Linked DNA regions of Homo sapiens: region 1 is linked to region 2. Evidence: read pairs that join two places in POLR2A ChIA-PET (ENCODE). Cell type or tissue: MCF 10A. All regions are shown on one strand. Links, peaks and the distances in the headings refer to the core of each region. The heading gives the core; the rest is flanking DNA.

Region 1 (11,105 bases), core at 4,520-7,019, 82 kb before region 2:
TCTTTTTTTTTTTTTTTTTCCTAAGAGTCTTAGTGTCAGGTATAACTCATAGAAGCAGACAGTAGAATCATGGTAACCAGGTGCTGGGGACAGGAGGAGAGGGGGAGGTATTGGTCAAAAGGTTCAAAGTGTCAGTTCTGCAGGATGAGTAAGTGCTGGAGATCTAGGGTACAGCATGGCGCCTATAGTAACAATCCTGCCTTATATACTTAACTACTTCCCAAGAGTGTAGATGCCAAGTATTCTTATCAAAATCAGTGAATAGGGCAAGAGGAAGCTTGTGGAGGTGATGGATATATTTACGGCATTTACTGCAGTGATGGCTTCATGGCTGCATGTGTATCTCCAAACTCATCAAATTGCGCACATTAAATATGTCCAACTCTGTGTTTGTCAATTATGCCTCAATTAAGTATTTTGTAAGCTAGTAGCAAATTTACATACTTTCAATGGTGGAGCCAATTTAGAAAGCAGTTTGGCAGTTTCTTAAAATGTTAAACATAGATTTACCATATGACCCAGCAATTCCACTCTTAAGTATCTATCTACACAAGAGAAATGAAAATATGTGACACATATGTCTACACAAAGACCTGTACACAAAGGTGCATAGCAATATTATTTGTAATAACGAAAGCATGGAAACAACCCAAATGTCCATCAACCAGCAACTGGATCAACAAAATATGCTATATCTACACAATGGAAGAATGCTCAGCCACAGAAAGGAATGAAGTGCTGTTGGGTGCCGTGGCTCACGCCTGTAATCCCAGCACTTTGGGAGGCTGAGGTGGGAGGATCGCTTGAACTCAGGAGTTCGAGCCCAGCCTGCGCAACACAGCAAGACCTTGTCTCTACTAAAAATAAACAAATAATTAATGATCATAATAAGAATAAATCAGCCAGGCATGGTGGCACTTGTCTGTAGTCCCAGCTACTTGAGAGAATGAGGTAGAAGGATGGCTTGAGGTTGGGAGATTGAGGCCACAGTGAGCTATGATGGCACCACTGCACTCCAGCCTAGGCAACAAAGTGAGATTCTGTCTCAAAAAAAAAAAAAAAATAGTTAACATATATGATGCTAAGTGAAAGAAACCAGCTTCAAAATACCACATATTGCACGATTCCACGTTATGTAATTTCCAGAAAAGGCAAATATGTACAGAAGAAAGTAGATGGGTGGTGGTGGTTGTGCTCGGAGTGGGAGTGGGCAGTGTCTGCTCATGGCAGGAGGCTTCTTTTGGGGTGATGGAAATGTTGTGAAATGAGCTTGTGATGCTGGTGCACAACTCTAAAAACTTACTGCAAATGAGCCAGTTGTATATTTAAAAGGAAATTCTGTGGTATATGAATTATACCTCAACGAAATTATACACACACACACACACACACACACACACACACGAACTTCCCCATTCCAAACCATGTCACCAACCTACGTTTTCCTCTTTTCCTCCTGGCTTGCGTTTGTTCTGCAGAGCCTGCTTAGTAAGGAGCGTCCTGGGTTCTGTTCATGCAGACACGTTCAGACATCTTTGATTCTGGAGAAATTCCCTCAAGTCACACTTTTCTAGATAATATCACAGGTGCCACATGACCAGTTTGGCTTATTTTAAAATGCATTTCAGAAGCATTAAGACCAAAAAACACTCTGCAGAAGAGCCTCGGCTAGCAAGCTCCTCCCAGTCGCCTTTTGGAATTTGCCTTTTTGTGAAACACCAACGTGTCTGTAGGTGTGGCAGTAATGGAATGTGAGGAGCACAACTGAACAAGTCACCAAACGTCAATGAACCAGCTCACTGCTGCTTCTGGAGAACAGCCCGTGACATTTTCCAAGGTAAAAACATTGGGTTTAACTGGCAGGCTGTAAAGAAGACGCAGCGTGTGAAGGAGCCTGAGGCTGTTCAGTGAGAACGAGGGGGTTCCATGTGCGCCGACGAGGATGGAGAGCCTCATTAGGTCACCACACAGAGTGCTGGGAAACAGCTCAAAACACATGACAATGGCACAGACACATACATGGTGTCTGTGCGTGTGGGTGTGTGTTTACACAGGGCATGCCAAGCTGCCCGCAGTAATTTTTTGTGAGGGAGGGGAATGAAATTGGTTGAGGAAGGGGCAGGGCAGCGTCTTTTGTTTATTTAGCATGGACATTTCTGGATTGACTTTTAAAAATGAGCATGTATGAATGTGGTAAATAAAAGAACAGAGAGCAGGTGTGATGGAGGGCTGACCAAGTTGTCTGGTTGCGTCCTGCACTCTTTAACGCCTTAAGAAATGGTACAGATGTAGGTCCCAGTACGAGGGTGGAGAACATCACCTAGGTCTGCCCAAGTACTTAGCACCACATTTTTTTTAGACACTTTGTCAGCCAGGCTGGAGTGCAGTGGCATGATCATGGCTCACTACAACCTGAAACTCCTGGGCTCAAACGACCCTCCCACTTCAGCCTCCCAAGTAGCTGGAACTACAGGCATGCACCACCATGCCTGGCCAAGTTTAAATTTAAAAAAAATTTTTTTGTAGTGACAAGATCTCACTATGTTGCCCAGGCTGGTCTTGAACTCCTGGCCTCAAGTGATCCTCCCACCTTGGCCTCCTAAAGTGCTGGGATTTTAGTTGTTAGCCACCGTGCCTGGCCAGCGCCACACTCTGGTACACCAGCCACACAGTAATGAGCCTGGTCTGTGCAGCTGCTCATTGGACATTGGAGGTTAATCAGGACCCATCTGGCTAATGAAACACTTCATTGCACTTGCTGCCCCCTGGCTTATGAACATTTTCCATCATAGCTAAGACTGGATTAATACAATGTGAAACAAGGTGACAGTTTATCCTGGAAAGACACGCAATATTAAAAATCCACATGATGGGCTGAGCCTGCCTGATTGCTTTAAAAGGTGGATTTATTTCTTTTATCCCGAAAGGAGTTGTGCCCACAAGCACTAGTGCCAGCCCTTCCATCTGTAACTTCTCCTTCTCTTTTAGAAAACTATAGTAGTTTTAAGATGGTTTTGCCCCAGGCGAAAACCTCTTCATCAACACTGTATTCACCACATGACTTTTCTGTGGTATATACATCAAGAGAAAACTACCGGATGGCTTCTTCTGTTTGTCTGTGTTCCAGAGTCTAATGCGGCTGAAGGTGGCACATCTCAGCTCCTGGTGGATATGAAATATTTTCCATCCTGGAAGGTCTGATTGGCTTGGAACAGAGCTAAGTAGGCTACGGTTCCTGAAGCCAAATCCAGCTCCAGCCTGTTTTTGTATGGCCTGTGAGCTAAGCATGGTTTTTACATTCTTAAATATTGAAAAGAAAATCAAAAGAAGAATAAATATTTTATGACATGTGAAAATGATATGAAATTCCAGTTTCAATGTCCACAGATGAAGTTTTATGGGAACACAGCCACACTCGTTCTTTGTGTATTCGTGCCCCAAGAACAGAATTCAGCATTTGTGATTCAGACCATATGACCTGCAGAGTCTAAGTATTTGTTGTCTGGACCTTTCCAGTAAAAGTTTGTTCACCTTGGCCTGGTGGAGTAATATTGGCATCAAGGTCTTTGGTAGTGCTCACTTGGCAGGAGTCCAAATTGAAGTTCTCCTTGAAGATTCCTGTAAATGGTGATTGGTAGAGGGAGTCACCCTCTAGCCATCTGGGAGGCACAGGTGACTTGTCCTGAGATGAGCTGAGTGGCCCACCTGGGGCATTCAGAGTGGGAGCCCTAGGCAAGCTAGTTAGATGAAGACTGCCATCCTTAGAGCACGGCACCACACTGCGTGTCCTCATTTCTGAGATACTGTTCATGGTAACACACACCATTGATTTAGTAACAGCTTTTCTAGGAATAAAAGACACATTGCTTGCATAATGCGTATTAATTTTGAAAATGCTAATGAGAAAATATGTTATGATTTTTAATGTGATTGCTTCCCCACCCCCACCTGACTCCCAAGTGAGCTTCCTGGGGGCTAGGACTGCACCCTTATTTGTTTTTGCAACCCAGGATTTCCCCCACAGAGCTCCAAGATGTCAGGAAACTTTGCAGAACAAAGTTTTGCAATCATTGGTGGGTTGTGGCATCAATTTAGCGAATACACTGCTGGCATTTAAGAAATAAAATAGGAAAGACGGACTAGACAGATTAGAACAGAAAGATCAGAGTAGACTAGAACACAAAACAAAAAAACAGAAAATGCACATCCCATAGCATAAGGTTCATCTACGATGCCCTTGTTTCCGTTACATATGTGAGTGATGGGAGGTCATGTCAACGTATTTCTCACCGTGGATCATAGTAAAACAAGTGTGCAAGTCCCTGCTTTGGTGCATGTATTTGAGCTGCGCTTGGTCACGAGATGAGATTGCACAAATTGGCATGTGTCACAGAAGCATAGAGCAGTGGGTGTCAGGTCAGGTGTGGCCTTCGGGTCCCCACCAGGCTGGTGAGGATGGCCAGCCCACCAGCAAATGCTTTCCCAGAGCACCTCCCAAGGCTCTATGCTGAGCTGAGTGTGATGAAGGTCACAAATCTCTAGGTGACATGATTCCTGTCCTCGGGGAGCTGATGGTCTATCAAAATCACAAAATCACACCCCAAAGCAGGAAGGAACACAGTGAGATTTGGGGATAGATGTTGAAGGTGTTGGGTGCAGAGGAGGCGGAGACCCTGACAGCTCTGCTGTGCCACAGCTGTGTTGCTCAGCCAGATCCAGACGCCTGATCTCCAGGGTGTTCACCAGCCACGTGGCATCCTCCCAGTTTCCTGAGGCAAAGATGCCGACCAAAGCGCCGTGTCAGTTCACACATGGAACACGGTCATCTCCAGGTAGGTAGACTGGACCACACAGTGCCATTGGCCTCTTTCTCTAGAGAGGGAGGCTCGAAGGTGGGGAACACAAACAGGCTGTGGACTGCCTTGGCCCCACAAGAGTCTCAGGCCCCAGGCCCTAGAACTTCAACAGGAGAGGCGAGTTGAAGAAAACCACCCCAAAGGAAAGGAGGAGCAGAGCAAATATCTCCCTGAGCTGCCAGGACCCATCTAAGCAGCCTGCTGGATTGAAGCAGGAGACGGCAATGTGAGGAATGGGGAGGAGGGCAAGCTGTGCACGAGATGCCACCCCACAATGAAACACCAAGGGACTGCCAGCATTGTGCTCCGGTAAATGCCCTTCATCCTGATCCAGCCACCAGGTGAGAAGGAGGGAGCCCTCACCTCCAACCCACCTCCCAATTCATTAGGGTTTCCCACAACTGGCAACATGGCTGGAAATCCTGCTGAGGAAGATGAGATGGGGCCTGTGCTGGCCCATGGGACATACTGGGAGCAGAGGATGCAGGTGTCTACAGGATGGTTAGCAGGCGAGTGTGGCAGAGTCAGCAAGGTTCAGCACACTGAACCTTGCATCAAGTGGAGAATGGGAGGAGGAAATTGAGATTCGGGGTGAAGAACAGGCCAATCAGAAAGGATGCAGGAACGAGCACAGGATGCTTATTCTTCTGGGCTCCTCTAAAATGAGAAGCCTTCCTTGTCATCCATCCCCATCCCCCAGCAGCCTAGGGGATGGGCGGTGGCTCCCTCTTCTCCAATGCTGCCCCCTCTGCAGGTATCTGCGTGTTTACTTTCCTTTGCTATCATTACTGACTTCTGAAGGGGAAGGATCAGGTCTCCCCTACTCTCATGTGCCCAGAGCCTCTGGGCCACAGCCCCTGGTGCAGAGAAGCAGCACTGAGAGCAATTTTGATGAATAAATGAATGAATGAGGAAACGTGGCGGGTAATTATTCAGTCATTGCTACTGTCTGAATGTTTGTGTCTCTTCAAAATTCATAAGTTGAAATTCTCACTTCCAGGGCGATGGTATTAGGAGATGGGACCTTCAGGAGGTGAGGAGGTCATAGGGGTGGAGCCCTCATGGATGGGATTAGTGCCCTCATAAAAGAGCCCTAGAGAGACCCCTGGCCCCTCCTGCCACACGAGGACGCCACTAGAAGCTGCCATCTATGAAGCAGGGAACCTCACCAGACACCATATCTGCAGATACCTTGATCTTGGACTTCCCAGGCTCTAGAGTTGCAGGACAGTGAACAATACATTTCTGTTGTTTATAAGCCACAAATGCTTATAAACAACAGCCCAAACAGACTAGGAAAATCATCTTCCGAAGGTATGAATGGTGAGCTTCAAAACATCCCCTTAGGGTTGAGAAGGGAAATTAGCTTAATCTGAACCTTGGGCATCTGGTGCAGCTACAGCAGAGAATTTCCTGTTTCAAGTGATTTCAAAGGTGAACAAGTTCCTAAGAAACGTAAGATTACCTAAGTCCGATCACAGAGGCCCATGGAAGCACGGTGGTCTAAGTACGATTACTACAGAAGAGATCTGCCAACAAATGACTTAGAAAAGAACCTCAGGATATCTGTCGGCTCAAAGACATTAGGATTTTAGGCAAACTAAGAGTTTGAATCTTATGCTGGTTGCTTTCATCCAAATCCAAATTTTTGGCATTGTGTTTTAGGGACTGTATCTTCTTCACGTCTGTGTTCTTAGAACCACTTAGCAGAGGGTCCTGGCCGTTATAGGTGCTCTAGGCATACATTTGTTTAAATCCACCTGGTTTAGTTTCATTCCATTTTATGGCAATTAAATACAGGTCTGAGTTTTGTTTGTTAAAATGATTAGGTTTTTTTTTCAAGTGTGATTAATTGGTATGAGTCAGCAGCTATTTAAACTCTTACTAAACAGATACATAAGAAACGAGGGATACTGTTTTCTTCCACAAAAATGTTCCAAAAAAAATGTTCCAGCTGAACATTTATTTCAGCTGGAATTTCAGTGACTTGAATGCAGAATGAATCCCGTGGCTCACTTCCTAGACTATTTGCCAAAGAAGATGTTGCCCTGGCCATGATCAAGATGACACAAACGGTGGCCTTTTGCAGGGAGAACCGCCGTGGAGGCCTGTGTCTGTGGCACTGGTAGCTTCTCTCTGCAGGCAAAGACCCCATGGCTTAGTTCTTCATCAGAGTGAGAATTCATCTTCCACCTTGAGTGGAACAGAATGTCAAGGAGTGCATGAAACCCTAGGTTTGAATTGATGAACCACAGGTCTCAATTTTCCCTTTTCCAAAGATAACGATGACTTCAAAGAACCAAAGACTACGATGACAATGTATTGCAGGATTTTGCATTTCAGAAAGCATGCCTACACAATTACCTTGTTTGCCTCATGCCTTCTTTGCTGGCATGGGCTGGGCAACTATTACTATTAAGAGATGAAAATATGGAAGGTCAGAGAGGTTAAGAGAACAATTCAAGGTCAGGCAACCAGGGATTGAGCCCCTGGAGCCAATGATTTCACACGGAACTCCTCTCTGTGCAGCATTCTTTGCCAGCCATCCTTCCCTTCTGCTAATGGACTAGGGCTAAGACCATCACGATCTAGGTGTGAGGTCATTGGCAGAAGATGCAGGCAAGGACAGGTCTGTGTAGAGAGATTTCCCAATGTTGGAGGCTTTCCTCGCCTTGCTGTTTCTGTTCTGAAGGACGTTCTGGAGGCTTTGATGCAGTGTGAATGAGGCCTTGTTCACAGTTTATTTTCATTTGTAGATGTGTAATCACCTAAAGTAGTTATGTTATGGCTACCTCAGGAACGCAGGTTGTAGTATCTGAGCTTGTGCATGTTCCCACAGGCAGTCCCAGTGGTCATAAGTCCCAATGCCACATGGAGTTTGTTTATACCCAAATATACAGTAATTTCAGTTCACTGGAATCCACACCCCCACCTGCTAGAGGCACCTCTCCGGAAGGTGTCCAGACAAAACCAAAGGGCTTGTCGTCTGCTTTCCTGCTGTTTCTAGAATATACTCAGCTCTCAATTAACATAAACCTCATTTGGTTTAGAAAACATCCATTTGGTTTAGAAGTCAGTGTTGTTTTCAAATTGCATCTCTAGCAAACGATTTTTTTTTTAGGTCTAATAAGCACTGAATAGATTGTATTAGGTTAAAAGCAATTGATTCCCAATAAATAAATTCTGCCAAGTTATGCTCGGGAGTGTGAAGCAACAGTGTTTATTGGTTCTTATCTACGATCATCAAAACCTGTTCCTCTCCTCTCCTTCCCTCTTTCCCTGCCTTCCTTTTTCTTTCCTTCTGTCCTCATACTTGACTTCACCTACTTGCTATTATGAGGAAAATATTAATTCCCTTTCTAATGTCTATATTCTAGCATGTCGCCTCATTAAATTCCCCTGGGTGTGCCCTTTTACAATTAGTGCTACCAAGTAAATAAACTTCAAAGGGACGTGTGTACACACACAGACACATGCACTCAGAGACACACACGTTCATTTGCATGCCAAGAAGAGCCCCCATTAAAGTCTATTAGCCCCCAAATGAGGAAATTCAGAGCTCTGAGCTCTGCACTGATTTTATCTCATGGTGTGGAGAGAGTTTACAAATAACTCTTAAGGTAAAATGCCATTTTTTTCCCCTGTATGTAAAGTTAATATTAATGTTGTGTAGAAGGAATGCGGCTCTATTTCTTTTTGAGTGGCATTTTCTCATTGTCACTCTCCAACCCTATTCTTAGAGACCCTTAGGTGGTATTGTGTGTATTCTTTTGTAGAATAATGAAATGTTTATATTACACAGTCCCATTGTAAGATCAATCCACCCCTGCTGGGGGATTCATAAACATCATCTGCAGGTGGTCCTGGTGTGTCATCCCCCAGAAGAGGAGCTTTCATTTCAGGAAACAACCTTGCTGAGGTCCCACACAGCCCAGGACACCAGACCCAGTGCTGCAGCCCACGGCTTCCCGAAGCCCAAACAGTAACTGATGGTGTTGTCACCAATCTTGGCTCTGAAACTAGCATGTTTTAAATTCCTGCTTCTCCAAGCCTCCTGGGCATGTGCTCTGTAGCCAAAAAGAGCTGGTAATTACACGTGGCTTCTGAGGAACGAGGGTCCAGGCGCTTATCTGGGAAGGGAGATTGGTCCAGACCTTCAGCCTCTGGGCCCCATTCCTCTTCTCATTCTTCAGCGTAGCAACTTGTTCTTAAAGCAGAGGCTGATTTCTGTCTGCATCTCTCAAGCGGCACCTTTGTTTAGCCACTAAGTTTTCTCAAACTGGAAATCCATATGACGAAGTATAATTTTATGGTCTCCTATCATATTTGGTTTTTCTAGAAACATTCAAGAGCTTGTTCCTTCTCACTTAGACAATATTACTGTCATCAAGGTGTGTCTTCTCCTAGTTCCAGAACCACTTCCTGAATTTAAAATGCTCTTCTGGACATTTTTTTTTTTTCCAGATAATGGCAAAGAAAATTGGTCCAAAGAAAGTGGAAAATTGTCAGAGGGCAGTCACCACAATTTTTTTTTCTTCTGTTTTCACATCTGTTCAATCAATATCAGCTCCTGGCCTCAAGGCAGTGTGACCTAGAGGCAAGAGCCCTAGGAAGCTGGGGATCAGAGGACAGCATCTCATGCTGCCTTTAACCAGGGGCACCGTCTCACAGCAAACCCTTAACCTCTCTGGGTCAGGGAGCTCCTTTTTCAACAAAACAGGTTGGTCTAGATGGGTTCTCCTGTGCTTTCCAACTCTCTACTTTCTATTATTCTGAACTTCATGCCTCATTGTATCTGTGCGCCTCTGGTAGAGTTGGCATAAACCCAAGCATATGTTATTGGCTTAGAGAAAGAAAACATTTCTGGGTCTGTGAAATCATAGGCTTTGCTTGACGAAGCTTCGAGGTGTGCGGGCTCTCTTAGTGCAGCGCAACAAGCCATCAGCCGGCAGAAAGCTATTTCTGTAGCGGAGTGTTAAAAGACTGGTATTCTTCAGTGAAGAATAATCTGCTGAGGGCAATGTGTTTTTATTCCCTCTGGGATTTATCTGTCAACGGGCAGATGGGAGAAGAAGCAATAAACTATGAGCTTGCATATGTCAAGGCTTTGATTCTAGGGGGTGACTTCCAGGCCCTGCTTGAGTAGGAGACATTGTCAGGGAAGAAAATTTTGGACTCTCACTGTTACTTCCTGATCTCAGAACACAAAGCCTAGTTTTTGCTGAGTCTTTGAGGAAACTCCATGAGCACTCGGCTTCTCTCTCGTGTTTTCTGAAACCAGAAGTAGAGAGAAAGAGGCAGCTGAGCCCTACAGAACCAACCAACTGTGGAGACCAGCAGCGAACCCAGCGTGTTTGTCATTGGTTTGTGAATCTTATACGCTGTTCTCTTTGGGATACCTATTTCTCCTGGGTCTTTACATGGTCCTGGATCAAGAAACACCTTTTAACAACTCCCTTCAGACCCTGCACTCCCGTGCATTCAGAGGCCTCCTTGGCTTAGCGTGGTGGCAACCCCAGGGTCCAGGTGATTCTGTTGAAGATCTGAGAACAGAGCTTGCTTCTTCCTGCCACCCAGTTTGATTGGACCTTCTCCAGACTTCTGGGTGCATTTCCAGAGCATTTACACAAGGAATTATGTAGGGGTCATTGTGACAATGGTTGTTTGTGGCTTCTTTGTATAAACCTTCTGTATAGAAATTCCAGTTGATCAAACAGATAAACGGAGAGGTGATCAGTCACATTGCTAGATGACTTTTCTCTACCTAGGAAAGGATTCTTTATATATTTAAATAGGAACTCCTGTCCCCATTTCTTCCTGGCTCTGCCTTGCTCTTATCTTGACTGGTCCAGACATTTCCTGGCATCCAGGGCATCAGGGAGGCTGTAAGTCTGTGTTTGATGGTAGCTGTCCTTCTTCAAACTGCTGGCTGGAAGGCAGCGGTCCCTGCTGGGTCCCAGAGAGCTAGGAGTGCAGCTTGGAGAAGTCGGCTCTCTCATCGTGAGTCTTCCAGAAGAGAATAGTAGAGGACAGCAAGGACAAAGGGCGTGACCAGGAGACACATGGCTTGGGGGAAAGAGCACTGGCATGTACATCAGGAGGCTGGACACCAATCTGCTTCTGCCACCAGTTCTCAGGGCAACTGTAGGCTAATGAGGTCACCTCTAGGGGCTTTCTGTTTCTTCCCCCGTGAACTGAATACTGAATGATTTCTAAGGCAACTCTCAGCACAAATATATTATGATGCTT
Region 2 (11,105 bases), core at 3,608-6,107:
AGGTATTTTCCAACCATCCCCCCAAAATAGTCTTGTTTACTCTTCAATGTATTTGAGAGTACGGAGAAGTATTTGAGAGTACAGAGAAGTATTTGAGAGTACAGAGAAGTATTTGCCTAAAATTTTATTCTATTACCTGCGGCAATTCTTCTTAAGTGAAGTCTTCTTAGCTCTTTGCTTGTGATTTTCGTTGGCTGTGCATGTGGTACATCTTAGGTCCTTTCTGAATATTACTCATATTTTTATTGGAATGGGTATTATTAGCGCCAGCTAATTGCTCAAAAAACAGGGTGGGGAGTGCAGAGAATGTGTGTTAGTTCATTGTGCCTAATTTACAAAGAAAATAGGTTTATTTGGCTCTCTGTTCTGCAGACTGTACAAGAAGCATAGTGTCAGGAACTGCTTCTGGAGAGGCCTCAGGAAGCCTTTACTCATGGCAGAAGGCAAAGCCGGAGTGGATGTGTCACATGGCGAGAGAAGACGCAACAGATGGGAGAGGTTTCAGACTCTTTAATAAGCAGCTCTCCCGCAGCAGCAAGTCACGCATGAGGGAACTGCTCCATGACCCAGACACCTCCCACCAGTCCCTGCCTCCAACACTGGGGATCACATTTCAACAGGAGATGTGGAGGCCACAAACTAACTATCTCAGAGCATTGGCTGTTACAGTCAATAACTTTTAAACAGTTCTGCTGTCACCAAATACCTTTCCCCCCACAAAATCTCTGTCTTCTCTGAGGACACATCCCTTTCCTTAGATTTGGGGGCATCACCTGACTGGGGTAAAATGATGCCCCACACAGGAGCTGGCAGTGACTCTCAGATGCCTCTTAGCTCAATGGTTTGTGACTTACCATTGATTTTTCTCTATTCGTACATCTCGGGTTAGCATTTTCTTCTGTCTGGCTCTTTCTCCAGGTTACGAAGCCATGTCCATAGAAAATAGGCCAAGAATTCCAGAGGCAACCTCCCGCCCACACGCTGGGGTGGAGGCGGCCTGTTCCCTAGTGCTCCTGTCACTCATCTGTGCCGGCACCTTTGGTTTTCACCATAGGATCCTCGGATTCCTCAAGGCCCTTCACCTCCAGGAAAAGCTAAGACTCTCAAGAGGTGTGTGTCAACTTTGGGGCAGTTGCCATTCAGACCCCCTTGCAAGCTCTAGAAAACCCAACTGAAACAGCCCTAAATGTAAACACTCTATTTTCCCCCACAGAGCATCCCAGAGGCATGTCTGGCTTCAAGTGAGATTCATCCAGGCCTTAAACAACACAGCCATAAAACAGTTTCTATTTCTCAATTCCGCATCCTCAGAGTTGCCCCAATTCTCTAGCAACTCCTCCACTGTGGTCTCAAGAGCCTGGCTGAATCTCCTGCCCAACTCCATGTCTCATTTACTTCCAGTAGGAAAACACTGCCTTTCTAGAAGATCAACAAAAGGGTTGGAGCTAAGTCCTGCAGGTCCGCATGGACCTGACTCGGACTGTATGTCCGTTCTCGAACACATCACCCCAGCCCAAGGGTGGAGAACGTCAACCCCCTCCAGCTAATCAGGGCCGCCTACTGCTTGAGCAAGGGAAAGTTCAATCCCATTGAAAGTAACTCAGCAGGATGTCACAGCACAGTTAGGAAAGAGGAGTCGATGTGGTAGAGGCAGCCAGGAAGTATTCTCAGCAGGTCAAAGCGCCACTTGAACTGGTAGAAATTCTTTGTATTCTTGAGCTGAAAATGTTTCCTTTTCTTAATTTAAAATGGGGTCTTCTACTTTATTTTTATTTTTTGTCCATTTTTGTCATTTTTAGAGATAAGGACAGTATGATTGCTTGATTTCTTATCTTTAATTGGAAGTCCTAACTTAGCAATTTTATCAGCTTCATGATTTGGCTTTTTCTTTATTCATTAAGCCAACATATTTTGAACATGTGTCATGTGGTAGGCATTGCTCTAGGACTGGAGTTTTGACAATGATGGGGGCAGACGTTGCCCCTGCCCTTTTGGAACTTATAGTCTAGTGTGTGAGACACAACTGGGAGGAAATAAGCTCAACTTAAAAAATGTTTAAAACCATCAAGCTATTCTGGCTAATAGTCTTCCTTCTTTCCTTCCTTCCTCTCTCCCTCCCTCCCTCCCTTCCTTCCTCTCTCCCTTCCTTCCTCCGTCCCTCGCTTTCTCCCTCTCTCCCTCCCTCCCTGCCTACCTGCCTCCCTTCCTTCCTTCCTTCCTCCCTCCCTCCCTCTCTCCCTTCCTCCCTGCCTCCCTCCCTCCCTTCTTCTGTTTTTTTCCTTTCTATTTATTTAGGGGGAGGCACGTGAGGGATGACACAGGATTGAGTCATGGAAACTGCTCATGGTAATGAAGGGAGTCCTAGGCAAGAAGGACCTCTCCAGAAAGATGCTGCACATTTCTGCTTTTTCTTGGCTTTCAGTTCTTAAGGCTCCCAAAGAAAACTCCACTTGCACAATTTCTCCTTGTTCCTTCGGCCTTTCAGCAATTACCCAGCCCATTCCCAAAGCCTGGGACTCTGTGTCATCTTGAATGGTTCACGCCTCCTTGTTCCTGATCTTCTTTCCCCACCTCCTCCCATCCTTCCTGCCCCCAGTTCCCCAGATAGTAACGAAAGCAAGGTCCTTGGGTCCTGGGAGCACCCACATGTTCTTTTGGGAGGGCTGAGTGGCTACTGACAGCAAGAACAGAACCTAGGGCCAGTGTCGCAGAATTCCCAGAGCTGTGCCAGTTTAAGGGCTACCCACAGGCATCTCTATGCTTTGCCATTTGCCCCTGTAAGAAGTAAGGTCGGGAGTCCTGGAGAAGTCAAGCTCAAGTCGTCCTTTGTAACGACACTAAAGCTCACCTTGAGTTCACTTCACACGGGCCAGTCACAACCACTTAATTCTGTCCTCACAGCCCATCAGCAGGCACTGTGGTGTTTCTATCTTATGGAGGAGGACGCCAGGGCTTGCCCAACGCTATCACCTTGCCAGAGTCGTGCTGCTGAATGATGGCAGATCTAGGGTGCTGTCGTGGGTGTCTCTGTCTCCCTCCCACATCCCAGTCTCTACCCACCATACTCCCTGGAAGTGGAGAGCAATCACAGATCTGCTGGTTTCTTTCTCTGCACCTGGCAACCTCTGGAGGGCAAGGCCTGCACTTTTCCAGCTGTGACACCAGCCCATGTGTCTCATATCATTTCTCTCTCATGTAGCAAGAATTTCTCCCCAGAAAGGAGGTGGCAAAGATGGGCAGGGGGTGCAAAGGTGGGGGCTCTGACAGCCAGGTTCCAGGGTGCACTGCTGAGCCAGCCCACAACCATGGTGAGGCAGGGAGATTCCGCAGGACTCCGTATCCGTGCTTTGAAGATGGCTTTCGTGCTTTTAGTCTTTTCTTTGTTCATTTGTTGTTTGTTTTCTGATGATGTTTTAGTAAAAAGTTCTTTTGAAAATCCCAAGCTTTCTCAGCTGTGCAAAGGGGAACAAAGAACAGGGCTTTGGTGTTTTGTCCGGACTTGGACAGGTGTCCCGCTGAGGAAGTGGCCTGTCCCAGCCCCAGTCGGGTGGTGCTGGGAGGGTGGGGAGAGAGGCAACCAGGCTCAGCTTGGCCGGGGCTTCTGTGTGCCCTTCCGTCGGCTACCTTCCTCCTTTAGAGCTGTCTTTGTTGGATTTGCCCTTTTCCATAAGGAGCCATCGACCCCTTTATCATCCAACACAATGGAGGTTTATGAGAAACATATTCCAGGAAGGTTACCAATTTTTCCCTTAAATAGACCCAAGTCAAATTGCTGATCCTCCCAATCTCATCCTTGCCACTGTGACCAGCCCTCTAGGAGGGAAATCCAGTGAGGCCCAGTGGGTAGAGAACATTCCTGGCAGTTTGGCCCACCCTGGGGGGTGTCCCTGAATCCTATTGAGCATCAGCTTCCAAACCCAAAAAGGAAGAAACGCCACTGACTTCACAGGCCTTCTGTTATGATTGAAGGTGGAGCTGCCCAGTAACCATACCTCTGTGCCAGCACCACCACAAACCCTGGAGGACTCGGAGGGCAGAGCGCATTTGCACTTTGTGCTACTGAGGCCAGAGTTTTTGTTAGGCTAAAAGGGTAGAGAAGGTGGACCATGTGTACTCAATGGAACCAAGGAGGGCAGAAGGCGGGTTAGAAATTGGTTTGGTGGCTAAGTTGTTCTCGGCCATTCCAACTCCTGAGAACAAATTCTGCACACCTCTTCCCATCCCACATCCCAGGACATCACCCTGGAGCCTTGGGAAGAGCCATGGTGAGTGTGTTCACATCACAGAAATCAGGAAATGCTGCAGGATTTTTATGATCACTGTTGGCAGGTTATTAGAGAAAAGTTTCTAGAGTCTTAGTTATTATTTAAATAAGTAAAATCTGACAACGTAGAGGCAGTTTAATGATCCATATATTATGAGCACCTCAGTGTTAACTGAACGTTATCAATATAGGCTTAATGTTTGCAATGAATGACTGTCATACCACAAAGCATTCCATTATTATACATGGAAAATATGTAATTTTTTCTTAATCTAAGGTATGTTTTCCATTTAGCATGGTTGGTTTTGGAAAGATGCTATAAACTGACTACAAAAAATAAAATCCAGGGAGAAATGAAATCAGATTTTTAAAAATATCTAAAAATGGGACAGGCGAAATCAACGTCAGTAAAACACAACTGTAATGTCTTAAAGGATAATGGGATTAATTTCACAATTGAGTTCCAAAGCATCCTCACAATTATTATTTGTCAAGAAAGATCTACAATGTGCATTTGTGTTAAAGACAATGACTGTCACTTGGAGGAAGTTTTATTAAAAGGACAGTAAACCCGAGGTTGTTCTTGGGAGAATGCATTTTCAGATAGTCCCAAGTAGCTTAGTTTATTACATATTTATGTTCTTCAATGCAAGTCAGCAGGGGACCCACTCATTACATTTAGTATATTAAATACTTCATTTAGAACATCTTACAGTGGAAATTTCCTGTTTTTTTTTCATTGCTGTTTGTTACCCAAGAGCAAACCGCAGTGTCTCATAAAAGCATCAGCCTGTCTTTGGTCCTTGCAGAAAGCACATTGAATAAACATCTCTCCACAGCGGGGTTCCTGGCAGAGCACCGCCCCTGAGTTTAACTTTGCTAACTTGGCACTGTGATTTTTTCCTAGTTGTGTCATAATAAAGAATGCATGCTCCTTCAAGCTCTAAGAACCCCTGGTTGCCAGCTGTGCAGAGGCAGCATTCAGGAAGTTCCTTGCAGGCAGTGCGGTGACCCCGTGGGGAGGGATGTGACTGCCGCGTCCTAGTTTCTCCAGACCTCTTCGGCCATGACATCGGGCTTTGCCTTTTGGCCACTGAAAGAAAGTTCAACATCTTCTCTAAACAGAGCAGAAATTAATTCCTCATGTCCTTGTTCTCCTAGCGATTTTCTCATTACAGTTACAATAATGAAGTTGTCACGTGCAGTGGGCTCCAGGAGCCATGGAAAGACCTCGGGAAGGAAGAAGGGTGGCTTGTGCTCCCAACTCCACTGTGGTCCTGAAGCTACACCCACCCAGCTCCAGCCAAGGAGTGCAATTGGCCAGCGGCCTCCTGCCAGGCCTGCACACCTGCCCTTCACCTGGGTCAAAACCATGCTCCCCACAGCAGCCAGCCAACAAGGAGAGACGGGCTGCTGTGAGTGCTGGCTTTGGTGAGGACCCACAGCAGCCTATAGGGCCCTCCTTAGAGGGTACAGATCTGGGACTTTCCACCCAACCTTCAGTCTCGCTGACCTTATCTTGGGGCTCATACCTGCATGGTGGGGAGGCCTGCCTCTTAGCCCTCTCCACTTTCTCTCATGCAGGCCTTTCTCCCACTAGAATCTTTGCAGACTTCTGCTTCTCAGAAGACCCAGACTCACAGGAGTGGTACCAAGAGTGGTCAGAGAAAAAAGGTGACAAAATATGGGTTTCGGTCTAGATCGTGAATTAGCTAGCAGGTAGAAAGGTCTCCATGATGACTGGTGGAAGGGCAGAGACTCATGTCCTCCTTGATAAGGGATGGCAGCTCGATTGCTAAAGATTTCACTGAGGTGGGCCTTGAAACACCGCTCAGTGGAGGATAATGCAGAGACAGGTGCAATGATGGAAGCATTTGGAAAATATTGGGGGAACAATGTCTACAAGACAGCACAGTTGACTGGTTATTGCAAAGCTGAATTCATGTACTGCAGAAGGAAAAGGAGTCTGGGATGTATTAACTAGCAGTTAATGGTCAAGTGTGAGAGCCAGAGAGCTTCAAGGATAGCTTCTGAAGGGACCCTCATCACCTGGCATGGGTGGGCAGATGCAGTTGAGCAGCAGGTACTTGTGAAAGTGTCAGAGCTCTGGAGATGTGTGGGTGCTCAGTCCAGGCATTTCTGTGATCTGTGAGGCAGAACCTTGGTGGGGAAACCTCTGCATGGCGTTCCCTGTGGACGCTGACTCTACAGTCCCTGTGAGTCCTCTGAAATTGCAGAGGTGGCCCCGCCATATCCTAGTACAAGCGCAGAAGCTTCCCCAACAAGCAACAGGCATCCTCCCCTCTAGGAGGCCAGGGCACAGCTAGGCTTCAATCCCAACAGAACCCAGCTGAGAATATGCTGGGCTTGAGAGGGGAGGAAAAGACTTTTCATCCCAATAATGGAAAGGCCAGCTGGCATGTGTCCACATGGGAGCTAAGGGAGTATGCCTGGGATTGGATTTTGAGGGTGTTTGATCAGACTGTAAATCAGATAAGCAATAGTTAGAAGTAATTTTTTTCAGAATATAAGATTTAACATTGTAGACAGGATGTCAAGAAATGAAGCAAAGCTCCTGGGGTGGCTCTTGGAAGACTGGGTCTTTTTGGGGATGATGGGGCCCCAAAGTAATGGGGGCTAGAAACCAGAGGCCACAACAATGATGAATAGGAAGGTTGGAGGGGTGGCCAAGGGGGCCTGAGCTGCAGGGAGTTTGGGGATGGCTGATACAGCAGATTGTTCTTAGCCTCAGATAGGCCCACAAGGGTGCCACCCCATGCCTGTAATAGTAATGGTAAAGAAGGAAGAAGCGGCAGGCTGAGGACTGCCTCTCCGCAACCAAGACAAAGCCTCCTGCTCAGTCCCCAGGCATACCCAATTTCAGACTTGAAACCCATTGACTGAAGAGCTGGCTTGTCCTGCAAATACAGATTCCTGCAGCATGGTGGCCAGCATATGAGCATTCCCCCAGTCCTTCCTCAAGGGCACCTAAGGCCATTTACTCATGTGACTTTAATCTGGGTAGGGGGAATTACCTGACATTTCAAAGACTATTGGACACAAGGTCTGAATTTCCAGGGATACCTAGAGATTCCACAGAGTCATCTTGGCTTTCCCGGTAGAGTAGGGGACCTGGGGGCCAAGTCATTACTGGATCTGGCTGTTGTCCAGCTCGCAGTGGGCCTGCTGGGTCTGTGGCTTCAGCAGTGGTCTTTCCCAGTTCTTCAGTGGACTGTTAGACAAGAGCTACAGAGCAGGTGGAACTACGCCCACATTAGGGTTCTTGGTTTGTGGGATAAGAGCTATCATAGTGGGAAAGGCCAATTGGAAAAGGTGAAAACCCCCGAAGCTGCCCCCTCAACCTCGCTGAATCTTGGCAGGAGATGGGAAAGAAAGGCAGACTGAAGTCCACCATTAAGGACCTAAAGGGTGCACAGTGTTGGTACCGATCACTGCTCCATCGAATTGTCAGGCTGGCCCCTGCAGAAACTCTATGGATCCCAGAGAACGAATGTCGACTACCACTACTACCAGACTTAACCTAGCAGTAGCCCAGATCACACCATTAGAGCAGATTAGCAAAGCACCAAGAACGGGGCATGTGCCTCTTAGTTTGCCAGTGCATGCTCGACCATTCCATTTGGAAAAGAGGACCAGAAACAGCTCACATAGGACTGATGATATGCACTGCTAATTTAACCACAGTGCTGTATGAACTCTGTGCCTCTTGGCATTGAGACGTGAAGCCAGCTGGACTTCCTGGGTCCAGTGGGGACTTGGAGAACTTTTCTGTCTTACAAAGGGATTGTAAAATGCACCAATCAGCACTCTGTAAAAACGCACCAATCAGTGCTCTGTAGCTAGCAAGAGGTTTGTAAAATGCACCAATCAGTGCTCTGTAAAATGGACCAATCAGCAGGAGTCTAAAAGTAGCCAATCACAGGGAAGATTGAAAAAAGGGCACTCTGATAGGACAAAAACAGAAGATGGGCAGAGACAAATAAGGGAATAAAAGCTGGCCACCCCAGCCGCAGTGGCAACACTCAGGTTCCTTTCCACCTGTGGAAGCTTTGTTTTTTCACTCTTCACAATAAATCTTGCTACTGCTCTCTCTTTGGGTCCATGCCTTCTTTAAGAGCTGTAACACTCACCGTGAAGGTCTGCTGCTTCATTCTTGAAGTCAGCAAGATGAGACCACGAACCCACGAACCAACACTAGGCACAGCATGAGCAGTCCTGGACTGCTTGGCCTAACTGTAGAATACTGTAATGATCAATGACTTCATGCAGACTGAACGAAAGAAACAAGAGGGGGCTCATGCACTGAGAGAGTAAGGAAGACACATGTGATGCTGCAGGTAGGGGGTAAACCCTGCAAAGACTCGGGAGTTGACCACTCCAGTGAAGATTTTAGGGGCCAGAAATTAAGGAGTGCGAGGATTTTGCTCCACAGTGAAAGATAAGTCACTGCATTTTGCATTAACTACTACAAAGAAGTAAGCATGGTGCCTGGGTTCTGGTGGCAACTCATCCCATTCCTAGATTGTGTGTGACACAGAAGGCTTCCAGGTATACCGTGGTGGGCAGGAAAGGGCTGTGCTGTGGGTCCAAGCTGTGGTGCATTCATCCCTACTGCTGGGGCCACACAATCTTGCAGACCCTATGGTGCTGGAGGCATCAGTAGGGATCAGAGGCAGCTTGGAGCTTCCAGTAGTTCCACAGAAGAGCCACAACACAGGCTCCTGGGATGCGGGAGCAAGGCCTTGCCATCTGCAACAGAGGATTAGGCAGCCTTGAGAAATGTTTCTTGGGTGCTGCTGGCCTTGGTGAAGGCAGGCTACTTGACTGTGAGACACCAAGTAACCCTGCTTCCGGAGCTGTCCTCAGGAGGTGGCTGAGGAAATGGACCCTGGTCATTGAGAGGAGCTGTGGCTGCTTGTACACAGTGGGGCAGGGAGGAACATGCCTAGGGCTCCACTCGGGTGCCTCCTGGTATACCCGGGTTCCACCGTAGAGGTAAATGGGTGCTCTCAGCAAGCTTGGATGAGAAGAACACGATGACCAAGGGTGTGATCCTTCGGGTCATGCCATCAGACAAGCCACTGAGCCCTGCCAAAGTGCTGAGGGTGAGGGACATTTAGAATGAGTAGCAGGGTTAGGGGATGATTAGTACCAGCTGGGGCCCCAAGTGAATGACAGCAATGTGGCCTACAGCCCATCCCACCTGCCTCCCTCAGCTGTGTCTCCCTCTGCAGAAAGCCCCATAGGGGCCCTGGAGGAGCTGCTCCTGCAGTGTGTGGTCAGTGAGAACCCCTACCCATGGTGGACCCTGGTAGCCATGAGTAGCACAGACCCCCAATTATGGAAGCACACGTGAACAAAAACCCCGGCGTCTGCCTCTGAAATCTTTCTCGACATTTGCTTTTCCCTGGTTCTCCCAGCCAATGACTGAGGACAGCAGGGGCCCTAAGGCCAGCCCGGTGCTGGAAGACCAGGGCTTCTCTGACGTTTGCTTCACAGCTCTCCTAAACCTTCCTCTGGGTGCATGGCCCTCTGGGACGCCGCCATCCAACCTTACCTCCCTCCCTCTTTCACTGGTCAGACTTGCTGCAAGGTCTTACCCTGGCCCCTCACCCATTCTCTTTCACACATGGATTTATGAAGTCCTCACACATCTAAGCCCATCTCATTGTCTTCTAAATGACTATAATCATGTCACTTCACCTCTATGGACTTTGGTTTCTCATCTGCAAATTTACAGAGTTAGAATTTAAGAAGTCAAGGTGTTGTTGGACTTATTCACCTCTCAGAATCTGAATTCATGCCCCACCAAATACCTAGTGCAATGGGGAACTAGTGCATATTCATGAATTTTGTAGGTTACAGTAATTTGAGTGATGGGATGTAAAAATCAGAAAGAAAGCTTTTCTTTGTGGTAACTCCTCTGAGAGCGATTTTCTAACATGTCCCCACACTCCCATTCAGCCCCACACCTCTTCTAACACTGCAGTCACTCGTGAACTCAGTATCTCTGCGTTTTTGTTTCCTGTTCTCCCCAGGCTTCTGCTTCCGTGGCAGCTTGATTCCATGTGTTTGGGTGGAAAGAGCACAGAATAGGTGGGGGCTAAGCCTTGTGTTTGAGCCCCTCTGCCATTTTCTCCCCCATCCTGAAAGACACGGGTGTAGAAGAAGCCTGAGTTTTACCATATGCTTTTCCCAAGAGGCTAAGTTTTAAATAAGTGTATGGAATAGCAACAATTACTTATTCAGTACTTAGAATTCTGTATTTACTATATAATTTTGTCAAATATCCTGGGGTTCATATTATTATCCCCATTTAAAGATAAGGAAACTCCGAAAGGCTAAGTCATTTGTTTAAGGTCATAGAGCAAGCATGTAGCAGAATTTGAAATCAAATGTAGGTTTTTTGGATCTCCCTAAGTCAAAGCATGTTTCTGTTGCTTAACATTTTAATAATGAAGTATTAAAAATCAGATGAGTCCTTCCCAGAACGCTCAATGCCTGAATCATTTCCTCTTTCTGAGGCGTCTAGAGAACAGCCAGGTGTAGCCATGTGACTTTATCTCAAGACTCTGTCATTGCCTGCCATCTTGCCTGTCTTATCCATAAACGCACAGGGCTCTCCGTGGGCAGGGGACTGGGTCTTAATCGTTGTATTCCCACGGTAGAGCGTGATGCTTAGCACACAGGAGATGCACAACAAATACTTACCTAGTAAATGAATGGATGGGTAAAAGAAATGATGGGTTTTAAAGATTGGATTAATTTATGACATGAGATACAATGCAATCTTGGGTAAACCATTGAAGATGTTTTCATC

The links. Peaks named below come from ENCODE experiments on the same cell type or tissue, not always from the same donor. Only the 100,000 strongest peaks of a DNase experiment are listed, where the experiment ranks them.
Region 1: POLR2A ChIA-PET joins it to region 2 with 5 read pairs; 2 of 35 experiments call an interaction of 5 or more read pairs at or near these places.

Annotation. Positions count from the first base shown.
Region 1 is chr6:1,101,896-1,113,000 of GRCh38, reverse strand. No RefSeq gene overlaps it. Among named protein-coding and RNA genes, the nearest start is that of LINC01622, 6.1 kb to the right of the region's middle. RefSeq lists an enhancer at 8,337-8,912. In MCF 10A, for the core only: no CTCF peak of the experiment used is centred there; no DNase peak of the experiment used is centred there.
Region 2 is chr6:1,018,831-1,029,935 of GRCh38, reverse strand. All of the region lies in intron 1 of LINC01622 (long intergenic non-protein coding RNA 1622), which reads left to right. Among named protein-coding and RNA genes, the nearest start is that of LINC01622, 77 kb to the left of the region's middle. RefSeq lists an enhancer at 1,332-1,845. In MCF 10A, for the core only: no CTCF peak of the experiment used is centred there; a DNase peak (open chromatin) is centred at 5,105.